Linked DNA regions of Mus musculus: region 2 is linked to region 1. Evidence: chromatin loops called from intact Hi-C (ENCODE). Cell type or tissue: heart. All regions are shown on one strand. Each heading gives the region's core, and the rest is flanking DNA. Links, peaks and the distances in the headings are about the cores only. Region 1 holds the start of Jade2 (jade family PHD finger 2). Region 2 overlaps Gm39822 (a long non-coding RNA gene).

Region 1 (15,566 bases), core at 7,961-10,460:
TCTCTATCAATAATAATAATAATGATAATGATGATGATAATAATAATAATAATAACAACAACAACAACAACAGCCATCACGGTATCACGGTGATGGTGCATGTCTTTAATCCCAGCACTTGGAAGACAGAGGCAGGTGGATCTCTGTGAGTTTGAGGCCAGCCTGCCCTACAAAGCAAGTTCAAGACATCCAGAGCTACACAGAGAAATCTTGTCCCAAAACACCAAAATAAATAAATAAATAAATAAATAAATAAATAAATATGTAAATAATAAACTAAAGTGAAAAAAGAAAATAATACTGATGTACTAAAGCAAGCATGGTGATTTGAACCTATAATCCTTGTACCTGAGACTGAGGCAGGAGGATTACTGTAAATTCAAGGATGTCTTGGGCTACAGAGTAAATTCTGAGTCAACCTGGACTATAGTGTTAAGACTGTAGCGCAAAAAAACTGAAAGAACTGCTGAGCAGTGCTGGCACATGTCTTTAATCCCAGCACTTGGGAGGCAGAGGCGGGCAGATTTCTGAGTTCGAGGCCAACCTGGTCTACAGAGGAGTTCCAGGACAGCCAGGGTTACACAGAGAAACCCTGCCTCAAAAAACAAACAAACAAACAAACAACCTGAAAGAACAAAGTGACTGTTGAGGATGTAGATTCCTAGACCCCCGGCCTTGCTTTAAACCTGCTTATTGAAACCTGTGGGCATCAGGTAGGACTATGTCTGTCTGTCTCTTTTTCTCTGTATGTACAGTAGAGATCAAGCCCAGGCTGTTGAAATCTGCACCTGTCTTGTTGTTGTTGTTGTTGTTTTTGAGGCAGTCTTATTAACCCTTGAACTTTCTATACTAGAGGCTAACTGAGCTTCTGGTCCTCTTGACATTCTTTCAGCCATGCCTAGCAGCCCTTGCTCCTCTTTCTTGATCCCAGTCAATTTTTTAAATATATTTTTAATTAGGTATTTTCTTCATTTACATTTCAAATGTTATTCCAAAAATCCCCCATGCTCCCTCCCAGTCAATTTTTTGCTTGCTTCTCTCTACTGTTGTCAAGGTCACCAGGCACCGCCATGTTTCTGAACCTTAAAATCTTTCTATGTTTTGTTTGTCAAGGCAGGGTTTCTCTGTGCAGCCCTGGCTCTTCTGGAACGCTCTGAATAGAACAGCTGACCTCACACTCAGAGATCTGCCTGCCTCTGTGCCCCCAATGCTGGAATTAAAGGCGTGCGACACCATGCCTGGCTGAAACTCCCTACACAGGTCAGGCTGGCCTCAGCCATGCAGAGTCACTGGAGTTAAAGGCCTGAACCACTATGCCCAGTTTCACAATAAAACATCCTGTGATCCTTCAGCAGTTTGGGGCTGCTTCACACCTTTCTTCCAGCTCTCTGGATGCTTCTTAAATGGTTTACTTTCTAGATTTATTTTATTTCTGAGTCAGGGTCTCATGTAGCCCAGGCTGTCCTCAAACTCTGTATGTAGCTGAAGATGACCCAGAACTTCTGTTTCTCCATCTCCACCTCAGCATCACAGCGGGTACTCAGCAGCACTCTGGTTTATTGGAGGCCAGGGATTGAATCCAGGGCTTTGTGTGTGCCCGGCATGCAGTCTACCAACTGAACCACACCCTCAGCCCCTTCTTTCTCTCTTTCTTAATGATACCTTTGTTGCGGGCTTCTCTTCCAGATCTTATTCAGTGCCCAAGGGTATCACCCGTATGCCTTCTTCTACACTTCTATGATGTTCTCAGAAAGCCCCACAACTTTAAATAGCATCCATCAGCCCCACTTTGCCCAAGTTGAAGCTGCCATGTCTAGCTGCCTGTGAGAGGTCTAAAGGTGGATGCTCAACAGGCACCTCAGACGTAACATGTCCAAAGAGAAGCCCCCTCCCCTCCTCAAGCCCCCTCCTTCCATTTCTTCGTTTTAAGTGATGGCAACTCCATCTTCCCATTGGCTTAAGACGAAATTCTGGTAGCTGTGCCTTATTTAACACAAACATTTTACTTGTATTTATTTATTTGTATGTTTGTGGGCATGTGTGGGTTTGCATGGGCCTGCACGTGCCGCAGCTTCACGTGGAAGTTGGAGGACAGCATGCAGGAGTTTATTCTCTCTCTCCACCAAGAATATTTGGGAAATTAAGCTTGGGCAGTGAGGATTGGCTGTACCCGCTACACCATCTCACCAGGCCTTCTAATTTTCTTAACGCTTCTCTTTCTTTAACAGAATCAGCAAATTCTGTTACAATACATACAGAACCCGCCCAAAACACCCATCCTCACGGCAACTACTCAGGTTCATGGTAGTAGCATCCTCCATCCTAAATGCTCTTCCTGCTTGGGTCTTGAGTGTGCAGTCTGTTCTCCATGTGACAGCCTAGTGACCTGTAAAATCTAGTGTTGGATCACGGCACTCTCCATTCACCCCACCCCCACCCCCATGTCACTCAGCAAAAGCCAAATTCTTTACAAGGTCCCACAGAGCCCTACAAAGTCTCACCCTTTACAGATGGCACACTCTGCCAAGAGCACATACCTGCTAGCCTCTTAACTTTGTTTGTGCCATGTATTCAAGTACTCTGATACCTATGGATTCCTCTTGAGTGTAAGATCTTTAATATTTTTGCAATGCTGAGAGTTGAATCTAGAACCTTAGGCAGCCTAGGCTGACCTCAAATTTGCCAGGATGACCTTGAACTCCTGGCTCTCCTCCACCAGCCCCCCCATCCCCCCGTAGGTGGTAAGAGAGTTGGTGTGAGCCACCATACTGAAGCCCTTGAAGTAAGTTCTATGAATTACAAAGAAATCTAATTTTACTGAAATGCAACTCTCAAGATATTTTCAAAATGTGTAACACACTAATATGTGTGCTTTATTAAATTACAAGTGCAGCATAATTTGAAGTAGTGATGTGTAATGGCATTCTAGGGTATTAGTAACAACTGTAATGGTTGTAAAATACCTGTGATTCCTACCAGGAACCATGTCACAGGTGCACTTAATATCGAAGATTTATTGTCCTTATTTATAATTGAAGAACATGCTGCATTTTACTGATGGAAATGAAGATGTGACCGTTTCGCCCATCAAAAGTCAAGGCCCCTGAATTCTACCCACAGACTTATGGAGGTGAGTACCCCTAAACTCCAGGTTAAGAAGCTTTGGTTCATAACGCACCCTCTACACACACACACACACACACACACACACACACACACACACACACACTCACTTGGCATCTTCTCAGATCATCAGATTTAAAACTGTACCCCTTAGATATGATGCCGTCTTCTGGCCTCTGCAGGCACTGCACATACACAAAACACAGACATACATGCACACAAGACATCCATAAACATAAAATAAAAATAAATCTAAGTCGGGTAGTGGTGGCCCATGCCTTTAATCCCAGCACTCGGGAGGCAGAGGCAGGCAGATTTCTGAGTTCGAGGCCAGCCTGGTCTACAGAGTGAGTTCCAGGACAGTCAGGGCTACACAGAGAAACCCTGTCTCGAAAAAAGAGAAAAAGAAAAAAAAATCTAAAAAAAATTAAAATTGTACCTTATACTGTTGTGATTTGCAATTGAACTTTTCACTGTAGCACTTAATTATCTTCAAACACACCAACACATATCTGTAATCCCAGCATTTGGGATTGCAGAGAATTTGAGGGTAGCCTGGGTTACACAGTGAGTTTGAGGCTAGTCTTGGCTCACAATTGATTATTTGTTTACTTGTCTGTTTGTTTGTTTATTTTCAGGGCTGGAGAGATTGCTCTTGCAGGGGACAGGAGTTTTGTTCCTAGAATTCAGGTCAAGTAGCTGACAGAGCCTATAATTTCAGCTCTAGAGTTTCTCATGCCCTCTTCTGGTCTCCACAGGTACCTTGCATTCACACAGATATCCACACACAGGCACACACATACACATAACTAAAACTAGAACACAATTAAAATTTTTCTTCCTCCCTTTCTCTCTCTCTCTCTCTCTTTTTTTTTTTTTTTTTGCTGAGAGGTGGGGCAGGCTATTCCGTTCAACCTGTTATGTCTTGGTTAAGTTGAATTCTCTGTGTAGCCCAGGCTAGCTTTTAACTCTTGGCAATCCTCCTGTCTCAGCTTCCCAAGTTCTGAGATTATAGGTGTGAACCATGATGGCTGGCTAGACAGATTTCCTATTTGTTTAATTAAGCTATGTACATAATGAATTAAAATCAGTCTCACTGTTATTTTGTTAGCAGGTCCAACGTTAGCCTTGGACAGTAACACAAAGCTCTACGGAATCCAAGGACTGAAGGGGATTTGGGTTCTAAGCCAGTGGCATTTCCTAAGGACTGTTTAGGGGCCCTGGTTTGGCCCCCAGTTAGAAAACTATGTCAAGGACTAAATAGAGCTGCTGTTCTCGCAGAGATCAATCATAATGTGACTAGGTAATAGCATGACTTTTCTCCGGCGTGTAGTAAAAGCAAAGGGTAATGACACCAGTGCCAAGGTCACCTGCACTTAGGTGTCCCCTCACCACTGCGGGCCTTAGAAACTATCGAGTTTCTAAGGCTTTTCTCAAGAGGCTAATGGGCTTTTGTGGGAATGAAGTGGACCAGCTTGCACACGGGGCACAGAAGGAAACACATGCGCAGGAGGTATTCCTTCCCTCATCATCTCTCTAGGTCATTTTACGGTTCCTTGACAAGACATTTTTCCATTCCAGTTCATGGGCTCCCAATGGCCAAGGCAAACAGCTTGTCCTGTCCTCTCCTGCACAGACATCCCACCCCATCCCCCAGGCCAAAGACCAAATCTGTGGGTCACTTTAGACTCTGCCTCTGTGTATTGTGTCTCTACCTTCATGCCGGATTCATGGCTGACAGTTATCGGGACCTTGACCACTGTTTCTGACCAGTTCCTTTCCTAGTCCTCTTTCTGTCCACACTGGAGTTCTTGTATGTATCCTCAAGGGAAAGGCTGAGAGACAGCATTGTCCTCTTGTTCTTGCCTAACGTGGGTTCAATCATAAGCAACAACAGCAAAAAGAAAAGGCAGGGGCTAGCGATGGGGCTCGGTAGTTAGGAACACTTGCTGCACTCCCAAAGGACCTGAGTTCAGGTCTCAATCATACACATTAGGTGGCTCACAAGCATCTGTAACCCCAGCTACAGAAAGCATCCCATGCCTCTGGCCTGCCTCACCTGCCTGCATCCCTATCTGCCCATGTGCAGACACATAATTAAAAATAGGTGCACATACAACTACACATCATTAAAATAATTGGGGAAGAAAAGAGTTTATAAGAAAGAAGACATGAGCAAAGCACTCACGTGAGCTGCACTCTTAGCCTGGTCCTGCCTTACTTAGAGGGAATGTAAATTTACATATTCACATACATGGGTATGCGTGTGCTCATGTGGTCTCTGTAATCTTCTGCTCACCAAGGTGAAAACAGATCCAGAGAGATGTATTCACTGATCTGCCTCACACAGCCTTCTGAGCAGAAAAGCCAGGATTAGAAGCCATTAACCTCTCGGTTGGGCACTCCCAGCCTCCAACACGTGTTAGCAGACATTGACCTTGGCCTGGGAAAATCTTCTCAGTGGACCTCTGAGAACCAGAGTTAGGGCTAACTGTGAGGTGCTGATGAGCCAGCCCTTCCTCTTGCCAGACAGGCCTCTTTTAGACTTTGTGAATGAAGGCCAAAGAAGAGAAGTTCTGCTGGTGGCTTCCTTGAGTTCTCCTGCTGCAGAAAGCTCTTGGTTCCTCATGTCCCTCTTTGTTGCAGAGACAATCTCCCTGTCAGAGGATCTGAGCTGTTTTGAGTTTGTTCATTATTAGATTTATTTCTCCTATAAGCAAATGTGTTCACAACATTCCGTCGGGGAATCTTCTTAATTGTCACATAAATGTCATCTTATGTAAATTGAATATTTATCTTTGCATGCAAGGGGGTTTGGGGGTGGAGGGGAAAGGAAAAATAAACAAACTTCAGTCTTGGAAAGGGAAAGGGATTTGAAACTCATCCACCTGCCTTCAAAAACAAAGGTGAGTTGGGGGGGAAATCATTGGATTATCTTGGAAGGGGTAGAATACATTGGCAAGGGTGAGAAGAGATGCCTTAGGGATGCTGGAGATGAGAGATGCCTTAGGGTTGCAGGGCCAGGCTTCCCCAAACCTCAGTCCAAAGCTAGCCAACCTCCCCAGCTGGAGCATTCCCAGGAGGCAAAAGGTTGCCCCCCACGTGCCTACCCCTCCAGGAGGCCTGCCCTTTTCCTTCCTAGAGAGAAGGTGAGCTCCCCAGGCACAGCGGGTTGGGTGGGTGTGGCCCGCAGCTCAGGGAACCGACCCAAGGCTCCGCCACTGCCGGCTAGCCGCCCGACAGCCCGCCCGCCTGGCGAGCGCAGGCTCTTCTTCCAGAAACTGCGAGGATTGGAGAGCACTGTTTGTGCACCACAAGGTCAAGTCGGGAAGTGGAGTCGGAGGAGGAGGGGCGAGAACGAGAGGGTGGGGAGAGGGGCGCCCCGCTTCTCTGCCAAGTACCAGCCCTGGGAAGTTGCCCCTCGGTTTTTAACCCTTTGCGGCTATAAGATGCACGAGGCAGAAGGAAGGGGGTACCCCGGGGCAAACTCCTCCTGAGGCTAGGACATGTTGCCACCCTGCTAGCCACCCACCCATCACAGTGCGCCTCACCCCCCCTCCGGAAATGCAGGGCAGCACCAGGCGCCAGGAGGCACCCGCGAGGGGGAGGGGGCAACAAGCCCAAGAAGGGACCCCCTCCCCTTAAGGACAGCCCCTCTCTTCCGGAGGTCGCCCACAATTTCAACTTTCCCTGCCTAGGATGCTAGTTTGCATTTGGTGTGGGTGGGGGAGGAGGACCGCGCCCCCTCCCCCAGCCCCTTGCGCGCCCCTCCCCTGCACTCCTGCCAGCACTTTCTGCTCACTTCTGGCGCTGCAAAAAACGCCACGCGATTTATTCGATTTCGATTTTAAAACCAGTGATTCCGAAACCGGGCGGAGGGCGAGGGTCTTCCAGCACCAGAGTCCCTGGGGGTGGGGCGGGCGAGCTGGGTACTCCGTGCAAGCCTCGTTTCCTCCGCGAGTGTCGCCTCCAAGCTGTTATTTGCAAAGAAACGTCTTTTTGACGCAGGGAGAAATGGCAAATTTTAAGTACGTCATTAATATGGCGCCAAAAGATTTTTTTAAGTATAAGCTTGCTTTTTTTTTTTTTTAAAGGTTGTGGGGGGCTCCGCCTGGGTCTGGGGCGCGAAGGGGGCGGGGTGTGAGCAGAAAGTGTGAGTGAGCGAGTGGAGGGGCGGGGTATGTGTGTGAGTGTGTGAAGTGTGAGCCGACCTGATGGGACTTGCACGGGCTCAGCCGGCGCTCGGGCCCGGCCCTGGGGACAGGGCGGGTTGGGGGCGCCCCGGAGTCCACGAGGAGTCCGGGCCCGCGTGCAGGCGGGCGGGTGACCGTGTAGGGCACCCCCCCGGGGGGGCCGCAACGCTACCTGGGACTGTCGCCGGAGCCAAACAACTGGGAAGGGGGGGGGGAACACGACAGGGGGGTGCCGGGAGCGGAGATCCGAGTGAATTAGAAAAAAGTGGCTACTCCCCCTCCCTCTCTTCTTGCCCGCCCCCACCCCACCCCACCCCCACCCCAACACATTTTTTCCCCCTCTAAAGAGATCACAAGGAAGTCTTGGTTTAAAAAGAAACAGAAACATACACAGGGGGTTGGTGAATGGTGCCGACCGCGGCCATCGCAGTTGGAGGCTATTTTTTTGGGGGGTGAGTAGCGTCCATGGAGTTACTTTGCGCCCACTCCTAGTGGCACCAGCTCTGAGCTGGAGGGCTGACCATCTTCCCAGCAGGGGTGCGGGGCTTGGGGGGCGCCGCGGCCCGGTCGCCTCCCTCGCCACGACCCCGGATGGATGCGCGCCCCCCGCCCTCCCGCGCCGGCCCCAGGAGCTCCTGGCTTCGGGAGCATCCTTCCCGCGCCGGCCCCCGCCGCCGCGCGTAGCCGAGGGCAGCGCCCCTCGGGAGGGCACCGCGGAGCAAGGTAAGAGCCAGCCCCCAGCGGATGGGCCCTGCGCATCTCCACGGCATTATTTTGTGGGCTTTTTTTTTTTTTCAACAGATCTGCCAGTGCTCCTCGCTCCCTCTCTCTTGCTCGCTCGCTCCCTCTCTCGCTGGCTGCCTGTTCTAGGAAGCCAGCGCGGGGGGTGGGGGGGGGGGACGCACAGCACTGGGGAGAGAGATTGCGCATGTTGGTCAGCCGTGTTTTAAAGAGTACAGTGCGGGGAGGCTGAGAGGGGCGCATGCAACAACTTTTGGAAGGGTGAGCCTGGCGACCTTCTTTATTAATGACTGCGGCAAAGCGCCCCTGGGCCGGCGAGGGGGCGCGGGCGGGTGGGGGCGCTGGGGCTGCAACTTGCCTCGCGGGCTCCGGCCGGCCCGAGGGGCTGCGGCGCTACCGGGGTGCGGGGTGGGGAGGCTGAGTGGCGGGCACCGGGGCACGGGAAACCTGGAGCTATCTGCCCTTCTGTCTCCCGAGTTTCATTTTGTTGATACGCAGCACGTCCGGGTGCCGAACCGGGCTGAGCCGATGCACATGACCCCGCACTGGGCTCACGTGCAGCCGGTCCAGTCCTAGACACCTTCCGGGGGCCACCGCCTCCGCCCTGCGCCCCCTTTCCAGGCTGGGTGCACGAGGGAGCTGCACGCGGGGGCAGCATGCTCGGTTCTTGGGTTCAGAGGCATTGCACAAATTAGTTTTTTTTTTTTTTCTTCTTAAGGGGCGGGGGACAACGTTCCCAGGTGAGTGCTGGGTGCGCAGTCCAGGCAGCCAGGGTGCATACTGGGGTAGTGGACAGCAGCTCTCCGGTGCTGCGCGGGAGTCCGGTGGGGGAGAGGCACCGCGAGAGTGGAAATGTACCGGCGACGGCCGGAGCGGCGGGTGCGCGCTCGCGGGGCGACGGCAGGGGGCGTGGCCCTTGTTTACCTTCTCCCAACTCTGCTGGTTCGCGTCCCGCTTCAGGGACGACTCTGCAGCTCCCCCCTCTTCCCTCCGCCCTTACTAAAACTCTGGGTGGTACCTAAGAGCAGCAGACAAGTGGAGGGCCCTGCCTGGGACACACGCACCTGACCCCAAAATGAGTGACATTGCAGCCCCCGCCCCCACCAAACATTGCTGCAGTCCTTCTGCCGGATCCCCGGCCCCGCCCCGCCCCCGGCAGTGGCATCTTCCCGGCTCACCTCCTTCCTCCCTCTCCCTCCCTCCTTCCCACCCACTTGCCTGCGCCTGCGGAGCGGCTCTCGCTCGCCCACTCCCCGCCTGGGTGCAGACTTGTGGCTCCCCATGGTCCCTTCCCGCCCATCCCTGGGCTCTGAGACATCCCCTTCTCCGAGCAAGGGGTGATCCTGGGTCAGCTTGGAGACTCGTAGCTTTTCTGCCGGAGGGTGAGGACATCTGCAAAACCGGCTTGGAGGCTTTCCTCTACCTTCCAGAGAGGCCCAGCCAGCTCAGCCCGGTCCCTCTTCTGCACACCTCTGCCCCGCTCAGTACCCCCGCCCCCACCCCGGGCTCAGTTGCCCTTCCCCGAGTCCCCTAGACCCCTCCCCCGCCCCGGGCGTCAAGCCCACCCACCTCCTGGCACCGCCCCCGGCCCGAACCGCCTCTTGCCCTTCCTACGCCTGGGCCGGAGCCCCCCGCAGCCACCTCCGGCTCCTCCTCCCGGCTCCCGCGGTCGGAATCACGCCGGCGCGCCTCCAGCCTGCGTGCCCGTCGCCCGCCGCCAAGGGCAGGCTGGAGGCGCGCAACCCTCTTCTAATCCACTTAGCCGCTGCAGCCGGCCTGTGCACTTTTTAAAAAAAAAAAAAAAAACAGCTTGGCCTCAGGCCTCCTGCTGGGTGGGGGGCGGGGGAAGGGGGCCGGGTGTCTTTATGCCCGAGGGTACATTGCACTGGTTATCCCGGGTCTCTGCAGATTTCCAAACTTCACCCTTGCCCCTAGCACCCCCCCCCCCACCTCATCTGCAGGATTCCGAGGTACAAAGTTTTACCCAGAGGCAGTTTGCAAGAGGTCAATGGGAGGGATTATGGTTGTTCTCAGAGATGTGGCTTAGGGAGGGGCGGGGCCCCCCATTTAGAAATGAAGAGTTCTGAGCCCGGAAGAAGGTTAGGATGCTCCCTTAACATTTATATTTGCAAACAGACCGGAGCTTGGGAGCTGGGTTCTCCTCCCAGAGTGGCACTGTCTCTCCTGTCACTGGTAAAATTCCCAGTAGGACATTTGGCAGAAGATCCTGGCAGAGGTTTGCCAACCGAGCCTGGCCCTGTTTCCTGGGTTCCCAGGGTGCTGACTTCTTTTTCCCCTCGCCTGATTTCTTTTTCCCCCCCTTAGGGCCCCAGGCGAACACACCAGCCCTCCAGGCCCTCCGGTCCCATCTTCCTTGGGCGGGTTAGGACTCGCAGAGCAATCTACTAAGCAGGCAAGGAAAATAAGAGAATGAACTGTAAAGGGGGGAAGGAATGAGTAATAAAACTGACCTAGTCAAGAATAAGCTTTTATGTTTAGGCTATGTTATTTGCTTTTTAGGTCGCAGGCTGCAAAAGCAGGCTTTGATCCGAAGTGGGCGAATAATTTATTGAGAAAGTTTGCATGGTGTGTGTGTGGGGGGGGGGGTCGTGTTTGATCTGAAGCCCTCTCCTCGGTTGTTCCAAGAGCTGTTGGCTGCTATTTTGAGTGGGAAAGCATTTGGTTCCACAGTAAATGCCTTTTAGAGGGGAGTCCTCACCCTACGCAGCAGGACTTAACAGTGAATGTTGGCTTTGAAACTGTTTGGCCAAGGGTCTCCCCAACACTCTTGGAGATGAAGTGTTTAAGGACAGAGTTGTTTGGGCTCTGGATACAGCAAATGTTTCCAGAGTGCTTTCCCATCCAGCGTGCTTTTCCCCTAAATTGCCTGGGTAAATGGCCGGTGACTCCTATCCAAGAGGCTGTCAAAGATCTAAGCTGCTAGGTTCTCATTGGTACTCTGTATGTGGGGGTCCCCGGGTCCCTATTGTACTTTATTATCTCAGTGTAAGCCTTAGACACTGACTCCCCTAGGTTTGGGGCTGCAGGCAGGATATTCCCGTTATTTATAACCAGTGTTTCTATTAGACTTAGAAGGTGGTTGGTTGCCTCAGTGCCCCCGCCAAATGCTTCACTGTATATGTACAGCAGGCTGTCTGCAGGTCTCTCGGATGGGTGTTTGGGTTGCATGAGAGGTTGCCAGAATAGAGTTGGGGGTGGGGGTAACTTTGACGTGTCATGTCCCCCATGCAGTGGGACACTTAGACACTTAAATGGCAGGTCTTAGCTCAAAGCTTCGGCACCTCCTGGAAGTTGGTTCTGGAGCTTTAGGCAGCCCTCTAAGCTTCCGCTCAGAAATCTCATTGGAATTTAGAAAACTTCATCTGTGCCGTAAGCCTTCCTGCAGTCTTGAGCCCTTTGACCGTGGAGTCAGCCAGCCTAGGTTTGAATGTAGTTTCCAGCTGTGTTAAAGGCACCAGAGGTCTTAGTTTACTTATCAGCCAGTGGGATTGATAATAATCCCTATCTGTAGGTGAGCGTAGGAAGTAATAGATTGTATTAAAAGACTAAACCTGGGTCTAAGGATATAGCTGGTCAAGCCCTTGTCTAACAATTCCAAGCCCTGGGTTCTAGCAATATAATGAATGGAAAGAGAAGGAAAAAAGAAGAAGAAGAAGCAGCAGCAGCCTAAAGTGAGTGGTAGCACACGGCACAGTGTTACCACTCTGTTAATGAACCGAGGCAAGCCAGTTATTATATGCACGATGGCCTTTAATCTGTTAGCCCCAGGCTAGGCCAGAAAGGCAGCTTCTCTTCTACGAAGAAGAAATGAGCATCTAACAGGTGCCTGTGGGCAGCTAGACTTAGGAATGGTCCACTGAAATGTGCCCTGTGGGGAGAAGAGTAAGGTTGAGGAAGTATTGAAAGGTAAATTAGGTAGAACCTGTCACACTCGGCTCTCCTTGGTTGGGTGGTAGAACTGGCCTGCATGATTGACACCTGTAGGCACTGGAAACTGGGGCCTGGGTGGGACAATGAAGGTAGGCAGTGGAGTGGCAGGAGAGAGATCCCAGCGCCTCTCAGGCTTGGAGAAGTAGAGTTGACAGTCACAGACAGCAGCCCTCTTGCCCTGTGTGCACAGAATCATTTTTTGTATCCGCAGTTATTGTCCCTGAGAAGGCATTAAAGCTAATGAGAGATGGGAAAGAGTGGGGCTCTGACCCCTGTTTGAAACAGTTTAAGAGTGTGCAAGCTCTTGTTTTCTGAAAGTCTGGCCTTCCCTGCACAAGGAGGCTCTGAGGACAGGTTTTCCAGCCGAAATATCATTAAATTGTATTAGCATCTTATTACACACACGCCTTCGCAGTCCGCCTCAGACAGGGAGTTTTTGTTTCTCTCTGAGAGATTGTGTCTGGAATGGTAAATTGCCTGCTTGAAGGCCCCCTCCCCTTCTTCTTCTTCTTCTTCTTTTTTTTTTTAAAGAAGGATGGAGTCCTGGTGTGTGTGTGGGGGGGGGGGGCAGGTCTGGTGGCCCCTGGAGAGGAGAGACTGGAGGCCAGGTTGGGGTGTTTTAACTGCCCCAGGGAGTGGCTGCAGTAGCTGGCCTGAAAGACCCACTGTTCCCAGGGTCAGCTGGGAGGGCGTTAATGGAGGCCCAGGGTGTTTATTTGAATTTATTTGCAGAGACATCTTTAAAAGAGACTGGCATTGGGCAGTAGTGTTCCAGGGCCAGAACTTTAGTGGGGGGCGGGAGGGGGGGTGGCTAAGGCCAGTGGCCTGTGCTGCCAAGAAAACATCTGCCACCAAATTGCTGCCCTATTACTGAGTTGACATTGGTCATTAGCCAGGAGCCCAACCACATAAAGCTGCCTGGAAAATGTGTAGGGTCAAGACTGGGAAGGAGGACTGTGCAAACAGGAGGGAATCTTGGGCTAGGGTGTCAGTTTCTGCCAGTAGCAGGCCAGCCAGCTGGGCTGTGTGGTCCTGACACTCCATGAGGGAGGAACCCGTAGTGTGTTCAGTACTCCCCACTATACTGGGTGCAGTGTGAGAGTTCCTGGCCTTCACACAAGGATCTAGCCAGACATGCTCTTTACTCTTTCCCAACAGGGACAGTTGGCAAGTAGCTCAACACGCCGACGTGCGTGCGCTCTGTAAACGGGGATGGGACAGCTCATTTCTCTAAATAGGGTAATGGTCAAAAACCCACACAGGCAGCTGGCACAACTTGTGCCCAGGTCTGTGGAAGCAGGAAAAACCTTTAGCTTGGAAGAGGAAACAGAAAGAGGCCAGAGGCTGTAGCTCGTTGGTGAGTTCTTGCCTTATATGTAAGAGGTCCTAGGTTCAGTCCCCACTGTTGCAAGAGCGATGCCACTGTCCCTCAATGTAGTGAGGGAGGGGATCGTCACTGAACTTTACGTAGGCAGGGTCCAGATCGGTTTAGGAAGGAATATGTAGAGATACGGAGATCCAGCCTTGGGTCAGCTGGAAGCCTGTGAAAGAGTTTACAGGGTTGGGAGTGAGGCAGGATTTAAGCTTGGAAGTTCTCTTTGGGTGCTGTGTGGAGTTTGGATTCTGTGAAGGAGGTAGTGAAAGGAAGGAAATGAACTTAGATGGACCCAGGTGAGAGGTGAGGTGGGCTTGAACCAGTCGGATGAGTGTAGAGTTGGGAAAAGTGGGTGTGTTCGGAACTTGCAGAGGAGACATAGAACCCATGGGCCACTGTTCCATTCAGGGCACGCTGGTTACCCATCGTCCAAAGGAGAGCTTCCCTGTGTGTTTCCATACTGGGGTGGTATCGCAAATGCAGTGGAGCCAGAAGAATGGCAAGAAAAGACGTTTCTTGCTTAGACTCTCTCTCCTTTACAGATGGATTACAGGACCGATTCTTGTCCCTCAGAAGCGAGTGTCATGTGTCACAGAAGTCATCTGCCGGAGCAGAAACTTGACTTGGGAGAGCTGGGGGGGGGGGGGGGGATTAGAGTAGGAAAACCCGAAGCCAGGCAGACTAAGCAGCTCCATCACACACACCTGTTTGCTGTCTACCCTTCTCTCGCCAGTGGGCCACACACAAGGCTCATTGATGGGCCTGCGTGTAGGACTACCAGCTGACAGGTTACCTGTTGGTTTTTGGGCAAGGACTCAGCAGTGTAAGAAGGGTGTGGGCAGCTATAGTCACTGCCTGTGCTTTCCAAGGGGCCGGCCTCTGTAGGGTTATCCGTTCTGGCCCAAGGCTGCCGTGCATTTACTAGCTAGCATCAAGGCTGCCGTGCATTTCCTAGCTAGCGTCCGTGAGCTGCTTCAGTCTTCACACTCATTTACTCATTCACTCTCGCCAGCTGATTCCCGCCAACAAATGTGTTTAGTTTGGCCCTTTCAGGGTGTTCTTCAAATTCTGACTCAGTTGCCAGCACTTTAAATTCTGGAGATGTATGGGGAAGTCAGATCCAGTTTACCTCCTGGGGAAAAGTAACTCTTGGCCAACACCTCTGGCCTTGTGAGTGTTGGGGGCTAAGATTTGACCCCCAGCACTCCTAAATCCATGGCTCCTGCTCCTCCTCGATGGAGGTCCCACCCAGGGGCTTGTGCATGCCGAGCACTTGGCTGGCTACTGCTGAGCTCTACCTTTAGCCCCCAGCCAGCTCTTAGTGTTGCAGGAGATCCTGGTTTGGAGGTACTGTTGCTCTCGTTGTTGAAACAGGGAATTGTGGGAGACATTGGATTGGCGAACTTACAGCCACACAGTGACAGAGCTAGGTTGGGCCAGGTGTGGGCTACGGCCAGAGTTCTTTTCAAAGTCGGCCTATCTCAGATCCTGGATGCCACAGAGGGTGATGGTTTTGGTTCTGGGCTTCCTCTCTGCTGCAAAGAGGTCATGAAGTCTGATGGTCAGGGATTGGGTCTTTTAAGTCTGTTGTTATAAAACTCTGTCACCTAGCCCCTGAGGCTCCTTTTCCTCATGTCATAGACTCTTAAGTTAGAGAGACAATTGGCATAGCTACCGGGGGATGTCCTGAGAGTTTCATGGGGTCCTTGTGTGCTAGAGGAGCCTCTCCCCCCCCCCCCACGCACCTTCATAAGAGGTGAGGTTCCTACTTCTTGGGTTGCTTGCACTGCCAAGTTTCTCTCAGTTCTTTGCCCTTTAGGAAACACTAGGCAGCAAGCAAGCAGCCTCATTAAGCTCCTCCCATTCTAGTGGGGGGGAGACCGTGGGTAAAAGGCTCCTCACTGAGGTCGAGGGTTAAGCAGGTCCACTCGGAGGTCTGGATGATTGTCCTTCCCACTTAGATATGTCAGGGTCTCTGTGGCACTGCGGGAAGATAGAGGCATCTCCTAGCTTGACAGGAACAAGCTAGAGGTAGAGGTGTCGAGAGGCAGATAGATGGGTTGTACTGTAGCGCCTTCTCCCTAAGAACTAGAACTGAGTGGGAACATGGTGGAAAGCACCCTGGGCCAGGTATCAAGCCACTCCAGGTGTTCTCCTCCTCCAAGCAGGCTCTGCCGTTCAGG
Region 2 (15,566 bases), core at 6,585-9,084, 60 kb before region 1:
AGCTTGCATGCCTGCAATCTCAGCAACAAGGGACTAGAAACAAGAGGATCACCAGGGCTTGCTAGCTTCCAGTCTATCCGGAAAAATCCAAATCCTTGTCTAGAGAGAGACTCTGCCTCAAAATAATAAATGGAGAATTACAGAAGAAGACATTCAACACAGGCATTCTCTCTCTCTCTCTCTCTCTCTCTCTCTCTCTGTCACACACACACACACACACACACACACACACACACACACACACACACACTGCCTTAGCTACTGTTCTATTACTGTGAAGCGGCACCATGATCAAGGAAACCTAAAAGAAAACATTTAATTGAGAGCTTGCTTACAGCTTCAGCGAGTTAGTCCATTATCATGGCAGAGACTGTGGCAGCATGCAGACAGGCTAGGTGCTGAAGAAGTTGCTGAGAGCTACATCCTGCTCTACAGGCAGCAGGCAGAGAGAGACACTGGGATGGACATGGACTTTTGAAACCTCAAGTTCCACCCCCAATGACACACCCCCTCCAACAAGGCCACACCTCCTAATCCTTCTAATCCTTCTCAAACAGTTCCACTCCATGGTAACTAAGAATTTAAATAGATGAGCCTATGGGGGACATTCTCATGCAGACCACCCTGTATACTTTGCATACATACATACATAATACATACATATACACATACATGCACACACACACATACATACATACATACATACATACATACACACACAGATCTTTTAAAAAAGAAAAATATGAGAGTCCGAGGTGAGAGTGATTCCTGCACAGGCATGTGGACCTCCATGCTGAGCTTGGATCCCCAGCATCCATACAGAAAGCTGAGCTTTGCACCCTAGGTAGAGAGGAAAGGCAGAGACAGGATGGATGGTCTCTGGGACGTACTGGCTGCCAGCTAGCTGAATAATAGCTCCTAGTTCAAAGGCAATATGATGGAGAACCACAGGGAGGACGCACAATGCTCTCTGGTCTCGGCATACACTCATGGCATGTGCCACACACACACACACACACACACACACACCGTACAAGGAAGAATCAGAAGTTCCAGGTCACCCTTGGCTACATAGGGGGTTTGAAGCCAGCCTGTGCTACACGAGATTCAAACAAAACAAAAGGAAGGAAAGCTCTGAGAAAAACTTCCTGCTATAATTGGAGCTCTGTTGCATACTGCCTTGTCTGCCCAGTGCTGAGGAAACCATGGGATGAGAGATGGGCAGGGGCCAAGGGCCTGAATGGCAAGCATACCTCTTGCATGACCACTTTTAAGCGAGCCAACTCCTGGTGCCCAACATACTCAGACCCAGACAGCCTGTGCCAGGGTGTGTGGGTTGGAGGAGTCAGCACAGAAGCTTCCTGCTCCAGGCACTTCAGGTCTGTACAGGTCCTCCATCCCACCTCTGGAGACTGCTCCACATCAGAAGCCTCTCCTGAGTCCCCACCATAGGCTCAATAGGTGAGGCGCTTCCTCTGATTCTTCCAGAGGTGGGAGGCAGGAAGCAGAGGCTGTGATCCTCGTGCCAGACACAAGCCCTGGGAAACTACTTGCCCCAGGGCAAGCTTTCAGAAATCCTGGCAAGGACCCCAAGCCCCAGGGACAGTAAGAATGGCTAGTCAGCAGGGTCTCTCATGTCAGGGGTGGGGGTGGGGACTTCTAAACTTGGGTTAGAAACTAGAGGTCAACCCATGACAAGGAAATAGCACCTCCTCTGACCAATTGGAACTCTTAAAGCTCTCAGCCTTACCAAATTGACCTTATTTTTCATTTTTCTTTTTCTTTTTTTTTTAAATTTATTTATTTATCATATGTAAGTACACTGTAGCTGTCTTCAGACACACTAGAAGAGGGCATCAGATCTCCTATGGATGGTTGTGAGCCACCATGTGGTTGGTGGGATTTGAACTCAGGATCTTTGAAAGAACAGTCAGTGCTCTTACCCGCTGAGCCATCTCACCAGCCCCATTTTTCTTTTTCTTGTTTTCCATTGTTTGACAGGGTCTCATGTATTCCAGGCTGACCTTAAAGTTGCTATAAAGCAAGGATGACCTAAGAATGGCCTTGAACTTCCTCCTGCTTTCACTTCCTGAATGCGTAGATTACAGGATGTGCCATCATGCTCTATTTATGAGCTACTGAGGATCAAACCCAGGGTTGCATACATGCTAACAGGCCCTCTACCAACTAAGCCGCATCCTTAAGTCCTAAGATTGACTTTATATGTACTTGGGGTTCTATAAGTGGCTTTCTGATATATGGTGACCACTTTGCCCCTTGGAAAATACCAATTGCATTGGCCCCTGTTCTAATGTCTGCTACCCAGCACTCAGTAGGAAATTTCCCAGTCGTGCCTTCTCATGAGCTCCCGTCCCCAGGAAGCAGGATCTTATGACTAGCCTACTCAAGTTCCCTTCTCCACTTTCTTCAAAAAGACAGAAACCTCTGTGCCCTGCGCACTCAGCTTTCCAGGGCCTGGCTCACAGCCACGTGTGGTACCAGTCACTGTCTGCCAGAGAGTAAACGGAATCAGGTGACCTAGGCTCCAGTTGCTGGGTGGAGGAAGGCCAGGAAGAAAGGTGGCCCACAGAGAAATGGAGGCCCTCAAAAAACAAGAGATCCCCAGGAAGGAGTTCCCAGAACCTGCAGTTATTGGGTGACAAGTAGTGTCCTTTGGAGCCTGAGGGATATCGTTCTCATCGTAAAACTTGACTTTTGCTGAGCCCTGTAGAGTCAAACTAGCCAGGGCCTGGGAGAACCTCTTACACACTGAGAAACACCCCCCCACACACACACACACACAAGGACCAAGACCTTGGCTCTCAGTCTCCCTTTGACCTTTTGCCAAAGCTGTGTGGGTCCCCCAAACTCATTTCAGAACCTTAGTTGCCTCCTCTGTAAAAATGGTGTCATGATTCCAAGAGTACTGAAGAAGTCAGCTTTATTCCCAGATATTTCTGTTGTCGACCATTTCAAAGCTCCCTGTCCTTTGCAAACACAGCAGTGCTCATCTGTCACTCAGAAGGTAGCTAGATGTGCGTCCAGAGCTGGAGAGATGGCTCAGAAGTAAAGAGCACTGGCTGCTCTTGAAGGAGACCTGGGTTCAGTTCTCTGCACCCACATGGCAGCTCACAATCCCCTATAACTCGGACACCTTCTTCTAACTTCCATAGGCCTTGCCTGTGGTATATCCATTCAAACAAAACACCCATCCATGCAAAATAAAATAAGAAAATCTTTTAAATATTTATGTTACATATCCTAGTGGTCTTAAGTGGTATTTATTGCTAAAAATTTTTTTTTAAATAAATGAAAGAAGGCAGCTGAGGGTCCAGCATGCTATCCACTTCTCAAGGAGGATTCTACAGGGCCTCCAGATCTTTCCATAGGAGACCCATAAACAGAGACCTCCAGTCAGTTTCTTTACCATGTTGTTCCCCATGCTATTTCCAAACGGTTCACTTCACCAAACTCCAAAGACGTCAATACAAACGTTCCTTTGCTGACAGGAGGCTGAGCTGTCACTGGTCCAAGCAGGGGCACTGCCACTCAGCCATGTCATCCTGTATTTCATGTGACACCTGTTTTCTCTTCTTTGTACAGCAGACCTGTTGATTGGCTTGGAAGAAGGGAGCAGGCACAAGGAAGGGCTAGTGGGTTAGCTATGGAAATGACCAATAAGGATATCACTAGTAGGTTAGCCGGGTACATGACCACTAAGGGTATCACTGCCCAGTGGCACTTATACAGAAATGGTCTTGAGGTTCAATTCCACCAAACTTCTCAAGGAGGGAAACTCCCCCCAGATCCAAGGGAGGGTTCAGACAGGTCTCTTGGCCTTAATGAGCTAGAGACAGGCTGATCAGAGGCTGAAGGCCTCTCTCACGTTTAAGGGAAATAGACTGTTGGGTTTCCTATTAGACTCAGAAGCCAGGAGCTGGTAATAAATCAAGAACTGCAAAGTGATGTTAGTGCTTCAAACGAAATTTCCAAGCCCGGGAAACAATTGAGCATTAAAATCCATCGGAGGGAAAAAAAATCTATTAAAACTTCAAGAGAAATGCTTTGCTATAAATTAGGTTTCTCTGCCAACTGGGATAATTCAATAATTTCCCCTTGACATTCTCAAGATTGCTCTTCGGAGGGAATTATGATTCGCCGGAGTCGGGAGCAATTTGTTTCCAAAGAAAGACAAAGGTGGTGTGTCCCTGTAAGCCCAGCGACAGGACGATGACAGGAGCTGGGGCTGCAGCTCAGCTGGTAGAGTCCAGCACTGTCTAGCATGCACAGGACCTTGGCTTTGGTCCCCAGCAAAAACCAGGCATATGACTTAAGTCTTAGCACTGAGGAGGTGGAGGCCGGAGGATTGGAAATACAAGGTCATTCTCAACCATTAGTGAGTTTGAAGCCAGGCTGAGGCACATCAATTCTGTACAAAATAATAATGATGATGATAGATGGATGGACAACAGACAGGCAGGCAGGCAGACAGACAGACAGACAGACAGACACAGACAGACTGACTGATTGACTGACTGACTGACTCAACAAGGATTAGAGGAGGTGACAGGTGACAAGGCTTCTAACTTATACTCCCATGAGTTGATCAGTTCTGTGAACTGAGATTCCACAATGGAGAGACATGTGTCACCTCCATCCAGAGTTGGCTAAGGTCACATTTTGACAGCAAAGTAGCCAATGAGGGACTGGAGGAGTCCTTTGGGTCTTCTAGAATCTTCTAACACTTTGGGCAGTCTCAGTTTCCCAACTCTAAAACTTTATGGAACTGGGTCTGGCTCCAGGTCACAGCATGTCTGAGATCCCTTCTTGACAATAAGGGTGGGGGCTATTCCAAATTCTTCCAATTTGCTTTTGCTATGCAAAGTCCCTCCAACAGTGCACTCTCAAGACTTCTACCATTTGGAGCCTCCATCCCAGCACTTACAGATGCTGGTCTCTCTGTACAAGGTCCAGCGCCAGCCTGTTGGGTAGAGTTGCTCTGGCCTATGACGTCAGCTGAAATTGGAGGGAAGGATGATGCCCTGAGACCTTCCTCACAATGAACCTGGTCATCTTACCCTAGCCTGCAAGACAACTGTCGGTGTGTGTGTGTGTGTGTGTGTGTGTGTGTGTGTGTGTGTGTGTGTGTGAGTGTAGCCTGGAGGTTAAACCGTGATCTGCATAGAACAGGCCTACAGAGACACCCATTGGAAAGCCCCAGGGCCATGCCTGGCACAAGGAAGTTGGATTTAGCATCATCTGTCTTTAGGACACAGGTTTCCTGAGCCATTCCCAGTACAGGAAACCCATCCCATGGACTCCCTGCTCAAATTCCCTGCTCTCTTCTCTCCTCTTCCTGGTCTTGGGGACTGACTTCTTCCAGAATCAACTGAGAAGAAGACAGTTTGCCTACAAAGCTGGGCCAGCTGGAGGGCACCCACCCTCATATGCTTGGTCAGAAGAGTCACTCAGTGCTACAACCATCAGCCTTTCCTGGAAGGATGTCTGGTATTGGAATTCTCTCATTTTGCAGAGGCCCTGGGAGATTAAAGTGATTTTTGCCTAAGGTCATGATTTTCTGAGAGGTCCTTTTATCTTAGACAGGGCCAGGTCAAACCGTCTCCACCACAGAGTAGGGTCCCATCTCACCATTTCCTTTTCCCTCCCCTCCTCAGAGTTTCCCATGACTCAGAGCCTCTCAGATCTGCAAATACGGGTCACTGAGACCAAGGGACACACTGAGGCAGGGATGCATGGCAGAGATGAGGAGTGGCTCTCTTTCCGCCTATCCTGTGGGTCTCTAGACATTAAGATCACAGGGCTTAGCAGAAAGGGGTCAAAGGGGATGGAAGTGGGAGAGTCTGGGAAAGTTTCCATCTCTGCAGCTGTCAGAACCAGCCTTCACTTTCAAGCAGACACTGCTTGGCTGATAGCACAGGGGGCTGGGCCTGAGAGGGCATCTCCTCTCTGCCCTCTGAGTCACTTCTTCCCTGGGACACTGTTCATCCCATTGGTGCCTTTTGTGTGGTTTGTTGTTTGTTTTGTTTTAAAACAGGGTCTTACTGTGTAGCTTCAGTTGGCCTGGAGTTCTCTATGTAGACCAGGCTGGCCTTGAACTCACAAAGATCTGCCTGCCTCAGCCTCCAAGTGCTAGAATTAAAGGTGTGTGCCACCATGCCCTGCTACTCCACTGGATTTTGCTTTTTGAACATTTGGAAATTAGTCTCTCTCTCTCTCTCTCTCTGTCTCTCTCTGTGTCTCTGTGTGTGTGTGTGTGTGTGTGTCTTTCTCTGTGTCTCTCTCTCTTGTCTCTCTGTGTGTCTTTCTCTTTCTCTGTCTCTTTCTCTGACCCTCTCTCTCTCCCCCCTCACTATGTAGACCAGGCTAGCCTAATACTCACCTGCTTCTACCTACAGAGCGCTGGGATGAAAGGTCTAGACTAACACTACCTTTCTGTGGCACTGCCCTAGTCTTGACCCCGCCCCTGTAAGAGCTAAGGGTCTGGGCCTATTGCTGAACAAGAAGATCTTAGGTCTCAAAGATTAATCTGTAAACATAGAGAAGGCTATGAGGAAACTCAAGAATGGGGCACTTCTGACACCAAGGCAGGCTGTCAGCAAATGGACTAGAGAAAGCACTCCTGCAGCTTTGATTTTTTTTTTTAGAGAGAGAGAGAGAGAGAGAGAGAGAGAGAGAGAGAGAGAGAAAGAGAGAGAGAGGGAGTTTCTCAATGTTGCTCTGATTATCCTGGGACTTGCCCTGTAGACCAGACTGGCCTAAAACTCAGAGATCAACCTGCCTCTGCTTCCCGAAAGCTGGAATAAAAGGCGAGCGCCACCACCCTGGTCAAAAATAACACATTTTTAAACAGAGTTAGCCCCTAGGCCCCGGGCATCTCCAGGTTCCTGTTTTAGGAAGATAACATTGGGGGTCACCCCCTATCACCTAGCATAGTGTCACTTGGGACAAAGATGTTTTGCTTCGAAACTACAGTCCAGCCACTCAGTAGTTTGGACTCTCTGTGCCTCAGTTTCCTTATCTCTAAAGGAAGGTAAGTTATCACAGAGAGTTCTCCGCAAGTACCAGCCTTTTGTCAGTAACTTCACACAGAAGGAAGAAAACCCTTGGGAATTGCTGTTCGTTTGAGAAGCTGGGCGTGGTGGGCTGGCCTTCCCGGAGCAGAGGGGGCGGGGCGTCCAGACAACCTCCCATCCCCACCCCCACCCCCCCAACCCGGTGCTCTCCGACGCAGAGCTTCCTTGCTGCTGGCGGGAGCTGAGTCACCATGTAGGCTCGCCTGGTATCCTCGTCACTGGACTTCGTAGACCTGAAAGTCCCGAATCTACCCTCCAGGCTAATCCACTTTGCTCTAGGTGCCTCCAGGAATTCTGGAAATGCTCCGAGGGGCCCACGGGTTTGGGGTGTGGAGGAAGCAGAAAGCCTCATTCTCCTCTGTCTAGAGAGAATTCCAGGAAGCCCTTGGGAATCTCCCTGGCACCGCTGGGCACCGAGCCTATCTCTGCACCTCTTATCTCAGCTTCCCTCGGGGGCAAGCTCTGTCTCTACCGAACCCCCTTGAAATGCACCTGCCTCAGAGTTGGAAGTGCTGCTCCAGGCTTAGAGAAGGACGCCAGAAGAAAGGATGCTAGGAACAGATGAATATCAGAGCCTTCATGGGGAGGCCGGCGGCTAGGGCTCCCACTGGCCCCGCCTGTCCTCTCCCAGCCCCCAGGACTCCAGGGGAAGTGGTGGATGGGGGAGGGGAACCAGGCTGACAGATTCTGTAAACAGAGCCGGTTTGGGCCTCAGCCAAGGACTGGGTGTCCTGGCCCAGCCTGGGTGTGAGGCCCATCCGTGGCTCTCCAGGACACCCCGCCCTGCCCAGCTGCCCGGGGGTGCCAGGCCCACAGCCAGCTCCAGCCAGGATGTGTCTGAGTTTTGGGAAATAGCCAGTTCCCTTCTGGGGAATGGGATTGAGCACCGCGGGAGGTGAGATGGGAGGGGCTTCTCCATAAGAAACGTCATTCATCTGTCATTTACAGAGTAAAAAGTTCAGGGATCCAGGCAGCTTAGGTTCTTCGTTTTTCCCAGACGCCAGTGCTGGGTTGTCGCCACACCCCCGTCCCCACCTTCAGTCTCCTGTTTCTTTCCTCTGTTCGAGGTAGAGTCCTAGCTAGAGAAGCTGACCAATGGGTCACCAGTTCTGAGAGAGCTCTTCAAGAAGCGGTCCCACTCCCTGTAGGTTCTTGCCAAATGTGGTCTGCGGTGCCCATGACCTCAGAGAGGCAACTCAGATGGGAGAGGAAGCCCTGGAGAGGGATGTTGGGGGAAAGGAAAGCTTTTGGGGTGACTCAAGCTACAGTGTGAGAAGGGGGGAGTCCCTGGTGGTTATTTAAAGATCTCAGTACCCCCAGCAGGTGGAGGCCGCAGTGGGCAGGACAACTTATATCCTCAAATGAGGACAGGAGTGTCTGTCCACCACCCACCCACGCCCACCCTACCCTCAGGGGGAGGAGAAGGGAGGGTGACCAAAGTCTCCAGGGGTAACCCCAGGACTTTACAGTGAGGATGACTGCTAGGGGATTCTACAGATAAATGATCTATAGCTGGGGATGTACCTCAGTTGTTAGGACACTTAAGGCAGGAGAACCTGGGTTCAATTCCAGCAGTGCATAAAATGGGCACAGTGACTCAAGCCAGCAATCTCAACATCTGGGAGGCAGAGGCTCAGGGTCAGAAGTTCAAACCTATTACTGAGCTATATCCTACTATGTGGGGAGTTTGAGGCCAGCACTAGCTATTGATTCTGTCTCAAAAACAAAACTAGTCAGAGAATGATATGGGAGGCAGGGGCAAATAAATCTCTGTGAGTTCAAGGACAGCCTGGACTACATAGAGGGTTTCAGTCCAGCCAGGGAAACCCAGTGAGAGTATCTTAAAATAAATAAATGAATAAAATTAAAACAAAACTAATGACCCACACCAACAGGCCATTTACTACTGACTTTCTCAGAGTCTTTAACCTCTTTGTCCTCTAGGAGAGAATTGAATGTAGAAGACCCTTTTTCGAGTTTGTTTTTGTTACCTTAAGACAACCTGCACTTTTGTGGGAAAAGGGATTCTCAATTGAGGAATAGCCTCCATCAGAATGGCCTATGGACATGCCTGTGGAGCATTTTCATGATTACTAATTAATGTGGAAGGGCCCAGCCCACTGTGGGCGGTGTCATCCCTATGCAGGTGGGCCTATGTTTTATATAAGAAAAGTAGCTGAGCGAGCCAGGTGGGAAGCAACTACTAAGCAGCAGACCTCGATGATCTCTGCTTCTGTTGCTTTCTCCAAGTTCCTATCTTGGTTTTCTTTGATGGTGGACTGTAAAATGTAAGATGAAATAATCTCTTTGCTGGACAAGTTGTTTTGGGTTGATATTTTGTCACAGCCTCAGAAAAGCACAAAATAGCCTCCTCTCTCCATCCCACCCCCAATCCCCAATCCCTTAGAACTTGTTTGAGTCCCGATTTGTAAACGTGCCTTACTTGCTGGCTCTGGCCCAGATGGAATGAGTGAGTCTATACTCACAGGCACTGAGAAAGCCAGACTCAACGGCTACCTCCTCCAAGGTGTGTCAGCCTGGGCAAAGCCGGGACAAAGAATAGAATGCTAAGAATGAGACTGGTAGGTGATAGGATGGCTGTGATTCCAGCACATGGGAAGCAGAGGCAGGAGGATCAGGAGTCGAAGGGCAGCTTTGGCTACCTAGTGAATTTGAGGTCAACGTGGGCTACACGAGACCCTTAAACAAACAAACAAACAAACAAAGAGTTTGACAGACTTGGAAAAGTTCTAGGTCCTACACCCCCATCAGTTTCCTTCTCAGCTCCAGTCACCAATTCAGCATCCAAGGCTCTCAGTTTTCTGCATGTTGCAGAACCAGTGGTCTTGGTAGATACATACTAATCTGAGGTTGTAGACTATGGCAGGGGGTGTGGCTTGAGGCTGTATATAGAGTTGATTCTTCTACCAAGACATAGCCTAAGCTAGGCCCGGCAAGGCTTCACATGTAAATCCATGAAAAGCATGGGCCAAGGCTGACCTCTGATGTCAAGCTCTCTTCACTTCAGTAAGGCAGCTGGGGGTACATTGCCCAGGGGTTCCTTGATGAGATAGGGTGACACCACTAGGACCTGTGCCTCTGCTTGGGGGGCGGCAGAGGGTGTCTAGACAAGCTGCAGAGAAAAGAGAGTGAAGACTTAAGTTACCCCTGAAGCATCTCTTGGGGCTTCTGGTAGTGCCCAGAGCACCAGGGAAGGGGCTGTAGAATGGAAACTTTAGCAGGTAGTAAGTGTGTGTATATGGGAAGGCGGTCTTGGTCAGTCTTCATTCTCAACATGACTGGATTTGGAATACCCTTGGGTAGATCTTTGAGGCAATTTCTAGGAGGGTTTAACTGATGAGAAAAGGTCAACTGGGATGTTTGGAATAAGAATGGTGCCCATAAGCCCACGTATGTGAGTGCTTGACCCCCACCCACTGCAGTTGGTGGAAATGTTTGGGAAGGATTAGGAGGTGTGGCCTTGTTGGAGGAGGTATGTCACTGGGAGTGGGCTTTGAGGTTTCAAAAGCCTCCATCATTCCCAGTAGGCCTCTCGCTCTCTCTGACTCATGCTTGTGGATCTGATGTAAGCCCTCAGCTACTGCTCCAGCACCATGCCTACATGTCTGCTGCCATGCTCTCCACCATGGTAGCCATGGGCTATAACCCCCTAGAACTGTGAACCTCCAACTTAAATGCTATCTTTTGTAAGTTGCCTTAGATGTGTTTTTTTCTCCTGGTAATAGAAAAATACACACACACACACACACCCCACTCTATCATGGCTGGATAAAGAGTAAAGATGGAGAAAGGAAGGGAGGCTCTGGCAGGCATCTTTTCCTGTGGTCTGCCTTTGGATACAATGTGGCCTTGCATATTCCTCCTCCATCATAGACATACCCCCTCAAACTGTGAGCGGAAATAAATTCTTCCTTTCTTAGGTTACTTCTGTAGGTATGTTGTCATAGCAACTAGAGGAAAGTAGTAAGGGGCATGAGGAAAATGGGCTGCCATTTTGCTAGGTCCCCTCCCCCACAACGGCTTCAAAAAGCAGTGTGTGCTCCCTTCACCCCTACCAAACCTGAAAGTTGCTCTTGGAATCCACACACTTCAATCTGGCAATGCTTCCTGGCGTTAAGAAGAAAGGGGTTAGTGGGAGTGGACATCATGAGGGAAAGGGTCCAGGCCAGGATGGATGTGGTTTTTTTCAGGTGGCTCCATTTCAGTGGCAGGTGACTGGCCAGTGTCAGGGAAAAGGGCTGATGAGATAAACTGAGGAATGCCACAGTGTCTCTCATGGCAGAATAAACAGCTCTGCTTTCATTCATTCTCCTCAGCCTCCATGGCTAGCACAGCCTCCAGGATGCTCTCTCTTTCTCTGTGCCTTCCTTTCTTGCTTGCCTGCAGCTTCCCATCAGCCCATGGTAGCTTTGACTGACGTCACAAGAGACCTGGCTCAATTGCCTTCTTGTGGTGGTTTCTGGTTTTATGAGAGAGGATATCATTATCTTGCTCTAGCTGACCTGGAACAGACTGTATAGACTGCATTGGTCTGAAACTTGGAAGGATACTCTTGTCTCTGCCTCAAGTGCTGGGATTAAAGACATATACCACCTCACCTGGCATGGTTGCTTTTTAAAATAACAGCGCAGAGGGCCAGACAGTTGGCTCAGTGGTTATGAGCACACTAGGAGGCTCACAACCATCTGTAACAGGATTTGGATTCTTTGGAACTGGAGTTATAGGTAATTGTGAGCTACCATGTGGGTGCTGGGAATTGAATCCAAGTCCTCTTGGGCAACAAGTAGTCTCAGGTACTCTAAGCCATCTCTCCATCACCAAAGTAAATCTTTTAAAAAATTTTTAAGTAAAATTTTCTAAAATTATTTTTATGAGTGTATGTTTGTCAGTGTGCCAACCTGGACTACATAGTAAGACACTATCTCAGAAGATGGTTTTGAAAAGAAAAAGAAAAATACTCACCCTTTTTCATGGCCAAATAATATTTCTATTCTATTGTGTAGATATACCACATTTTATTTTTCTATTCATCGGTTCATGGACATTTGGAATTCTTATACTTTTTGGACATTGTCAGTACTGTTGCTGTGAACACCCATGGGTGAATTGTTGGGTGGACATATTTTCACTTCCCTTTAATATGTGCCTGGGAGAACTGCAGGATCATACAGGAACTCAGGGTTAACTGTTTGTGGTTAACCTCTGTTAATTGCTTTCCAGTGCAGCGAGAGCACATTACATTTCTGCAGCTGTGAGGGAGGGTTCTAATTTCTCCACATAACTGCCAACACTTGTTGCTGTCTGGCCTGTTGAGTGCAGCGTCATTGTGGATGGAGTCATAGCTCATTTCCCTGATGATTAATGATATTTTGTGTGCTCACTATCATGGGTGCAGGGAGTTGAATCCAGACCTCCCATATTGCTAGCCGAGAAGTCTACCACCAACCTATATCTCCACACCTCATTAGCTACTTTTTCTTTTCTTTTCTCTCTCTCTCTCTTTCTTTCCTTCCTTCCTTCCTTCCTTCCTTCCTTCCTTCTTTCTTTCTTTCTTTCTTTTTTCTTCCTTTCTTTCTTTCTTCTTTCTTTCTTTCTTTCTTTCTTTCTTTCTTTCTTTCTTTCTTTTCTCAAGACAAGGTTTCTCTGTGTAGCCCTGGCTGTCCTGGAACTCACTCTGTAGACCAGGCTGGCCTCAAACTCAGAAATCCACCTGCCTCTGCCTCCCAAGGGCTGGGATTAAAGGCATGCACCACCACTGTCCAGCATCTCATTAGTTATTTTTACATCTTCTTTGGAGAAATGTCAGCATCTCTTTAGCCCAAGCTGGCCTCAAACTTGAGGCCATCATCCTACCATAGCCTACCACATGCTGGGAATATGAATACAAGCAACCAGCTTAGTCTTCCATACGACTCTCTTACACAGATACACTTTGTAAGCATTTTCTGGTTGTCTTATATCTTCATTTTTAATTTCAAATTATTTTATTTAAGTGTGAGTATTTTGCCTGCATGTTTGTCTGTGCACCATGTGTGTTCCAGGTACCCTCAGAGGCCAAAAGAAGGTGTCAGATCCTCTGAAACTGGAGTTATGGATGTTTGTAAGCTGTCTTGTGAGTGCTGGGACTTGAAACTAGGTCCTCTATGGAAGAGCTTCTGGTGTTCTTAACCACTGAGCCATCCCTCCAGGTCCTGATGCCCTTCTTGTTGTTTTGGTTTGGTTCAGTGTGTGTGTGTGTGTGTGTGTGTGTGTGTGTGTGTGTGTGTGAATACCATGTGTATTTGTATGTATATGGGTACACACACATGTGCAAGTTGATATGGAACAAAAATTCCAATGCTTTAAAAGTTAAAAGTCTCTTAACTGTGGGCTCCTATAAATAAAACAACAGATTTCAACCCTCTTATTCTAAAAAGGAAACACCAGAGCAATCACATCAAAACCATTATGGTTAATCTTGACTGTCACCTTGATTGGATCTGGAATCAGCTAAGAAATTCTCCTCTGGGTGGATATGAGAGGGTACTTCCGGGAAGGACTAACTGAAAGAGAGACACTCCTAAAAGTGGGGACCTTCAGTTGGTGGCACCCCAAATATACAGGAGTATGAGTGGAAAGCAGCATTGCCATTGCCTGCGTACGTTTGCTCTTTGCTGGTGAAAGCATCTACACTGTTGTTGCTGCTGCTGTCCTTCGCTAACATCAGGACCCATCTTCTCTATCTTTCCAAATGGACTGAGTTCTCTGCAGGAATCCAAGGCCTTCAGTACCAAACTGAGACCACTGAGGCCTCCAGCCTTGTGTTCTGTGCAGCCAACATGCAGGCAGCATTGAGTAAGTCGGTCATTGTGCATGACTATCCTTGAGCCGAGTAACCTCCATCTTGTGAGTTCAGCAGTAAAAGGATTAGTTACCTTAATTGGACTCGTTGACTGTTTACTGAGGGCTGGGGAGGGTCACAAGACCCTCACCTGAGTGTCTAGACACTCCCTGCCATGTATTGAATGGAATTCTGTCTTAATTGTGAGGGACTAGAGAATACGGGCAGGGAAGACTTGGGGAGTGGACTCCATCTCTGTGGCTATGGGGAGCCCTCATCCCTCCTGGGTAAAGTCTTTCCATGCCTGTTCCCACGTCCCTGGAAATAAGCCCTCACCTATGCTTGGTAAAGAAGCACACAAAACACCTTGATTCCCTAGAGTGAACTTTGAGAGAATCAGGTCTTAGTTTGTCACTGAGACCTGTCTTAGTTGCTTTTTTATTGTGAGGATAAAAATAACAGGACCAGGTCAACTTTTAGAAGAGTTTATTGGGGACATAGAGTCTCAGAGGGTGGGTAAGTCTGTGACCATCATGGGGGTTGGGGGAGGATCGTGACCACAGGAGGGCAGGCACCCTGCTGGAGCCGTAGCTTGGAGCTCACATCCAATCCAAAAGTTGCAGATAGAGAGAAAGGCAGGGGCCAGATAACTGGGAATAGTTATAATAGACTTTTGAAATCTCAAAGTACCCTTACCCCACCCTGTGACACACCTCCTCTAACAAGGCCACACCTCCTAACCTTCCCCAAACAGTTCTGCAAATGAGGATCAAGTATTCAAACATATGAACCTATGTGCCCCCCTCTCATTGGGACCTGAGGAGGAGGGGTGCACCTTGGTCTCTGCTCCCCCAGGGAAGGGTTGAAGCGACACCTGACCATGCCTTTGACTTAGACTATCAGTTCTGTTTCTCTAGAGAACTCTGATCCAACATTGCAAGAAGCTGACTGGGGATCCTTTCTGGAGCCTCTTATTTCATTGATCTTTGTGTCTAAGCCTTGTGCCCAGGACTGCATGGGCCTGGTTGCTGGAGCTTTGAGTCAGTTTTGAAATAAAAAGCATGAGACGTTGAAACTTGATACGATTGCAATGAACCCATGAATCGACTTAGAAAGCACTGTGATCTCAACATTAAATCCTGTTTGTAAATTTATATACTTTACTTATGTATATGTGTGTGTGTGCACATGTGTATGCAGGCACCCACAGAGGCCCGGAGGGTACAGCATCCCCTGGAGCTGGATGCACTGTAAGAGGCACAAACATGGATGCTGGGACCCAAACTCAGGTCCTCTGCCAGAACAGCAAGTGCTCACAACATCTGAGCTATCTCTGCAGCCCTCTTAAATTATTTTTTAAACAGAGTCCCACTATGTAGCCTTCTCTGGCCTGGACTCACAGAGATACTCTTGCCTCTGACTCCTGAATGCTGGGATCAAAGAAAAGTGTGTACCACCTTACCCAGCTAAGTATTTCCTGTTCTTTAAAAGCATCATACAGTCACACAGTATAGTGGGTACTGGTTGTATCCATCCACCACTACCTCTTCTAGCTCCCACTCATCTCCTTCCCAACTCCGTGTCCTTTCCCTTTTATTGCTATTATTAACCTGATGAATCCAGTTAGTGCT

What was found. Peaks named below come from ENCODE experiments on the same cell type or tissue, not always from the same donor. Only the 100,000 strongest peaks of a DNase experiment are listed, where the experiment ranks them.
Region 2: it touches region 1 in a loop (6-fold over the local background); 13 of 42 quality-filtered maps call a loop at or near these places.

Annotation. Positions count from the first base shown.
Region 1 is chr11:51,849,784-51,865,349 of GRCm38, reverse strand. It overlaps Jade2 (jade family PHD finger 2), which reads left to right and starts at 7,682. Exons shown (of 13, transcript NM_001357588.2): 1 at 7,682-8,039; 2 at 10,383-10,470. The coding sequence starts at 7,912. It overlaps Gm30110 (a long non-coding RNA gene), which reads right to left and starts at 9,904. Exons shown (of 2, transcript XR_388628.2): 1 at 9,627-9,904; 2 at 8,753-9,429. It overlaps Gm39820 (a long non-coding RNA gene), which reads left to right. Exons shown (of 3, transcript XR_879830.3): 3 at 2,980-3,042. In heart, for the core only: CTCF peaks have their summits at 8,144, 8,964 and 9,792; DNase peaks (open chromatin) are centred at 8,209, 8,359, 9,499, 9,619 and 2 weaker places; H3K4me3 peaks cover 2,494 bases; H3K27ac peaks cover 2,258 bases.
Region 2 is chr11:51,908,463-51,924,028 of GRCm38, reverse strand. Gm39822 (a long non-coding RNA gene) reads right to left here. Exons shown (of 3, transcript XR_879835.2): 3 at 14,405-15,566. Among named protein-coding and RNA genes, the nearest start is that of Gm39822, 19 kb to the right of the region's middle. In heart, for the core only: no CTCF peak of the experiment used is centred there; DNase peaks (open chromatin) are centred at 7,278 and 7,818; H3K4me3 peaks cover 1,818 bases; H3K27ac peaks cover 2,036 bases.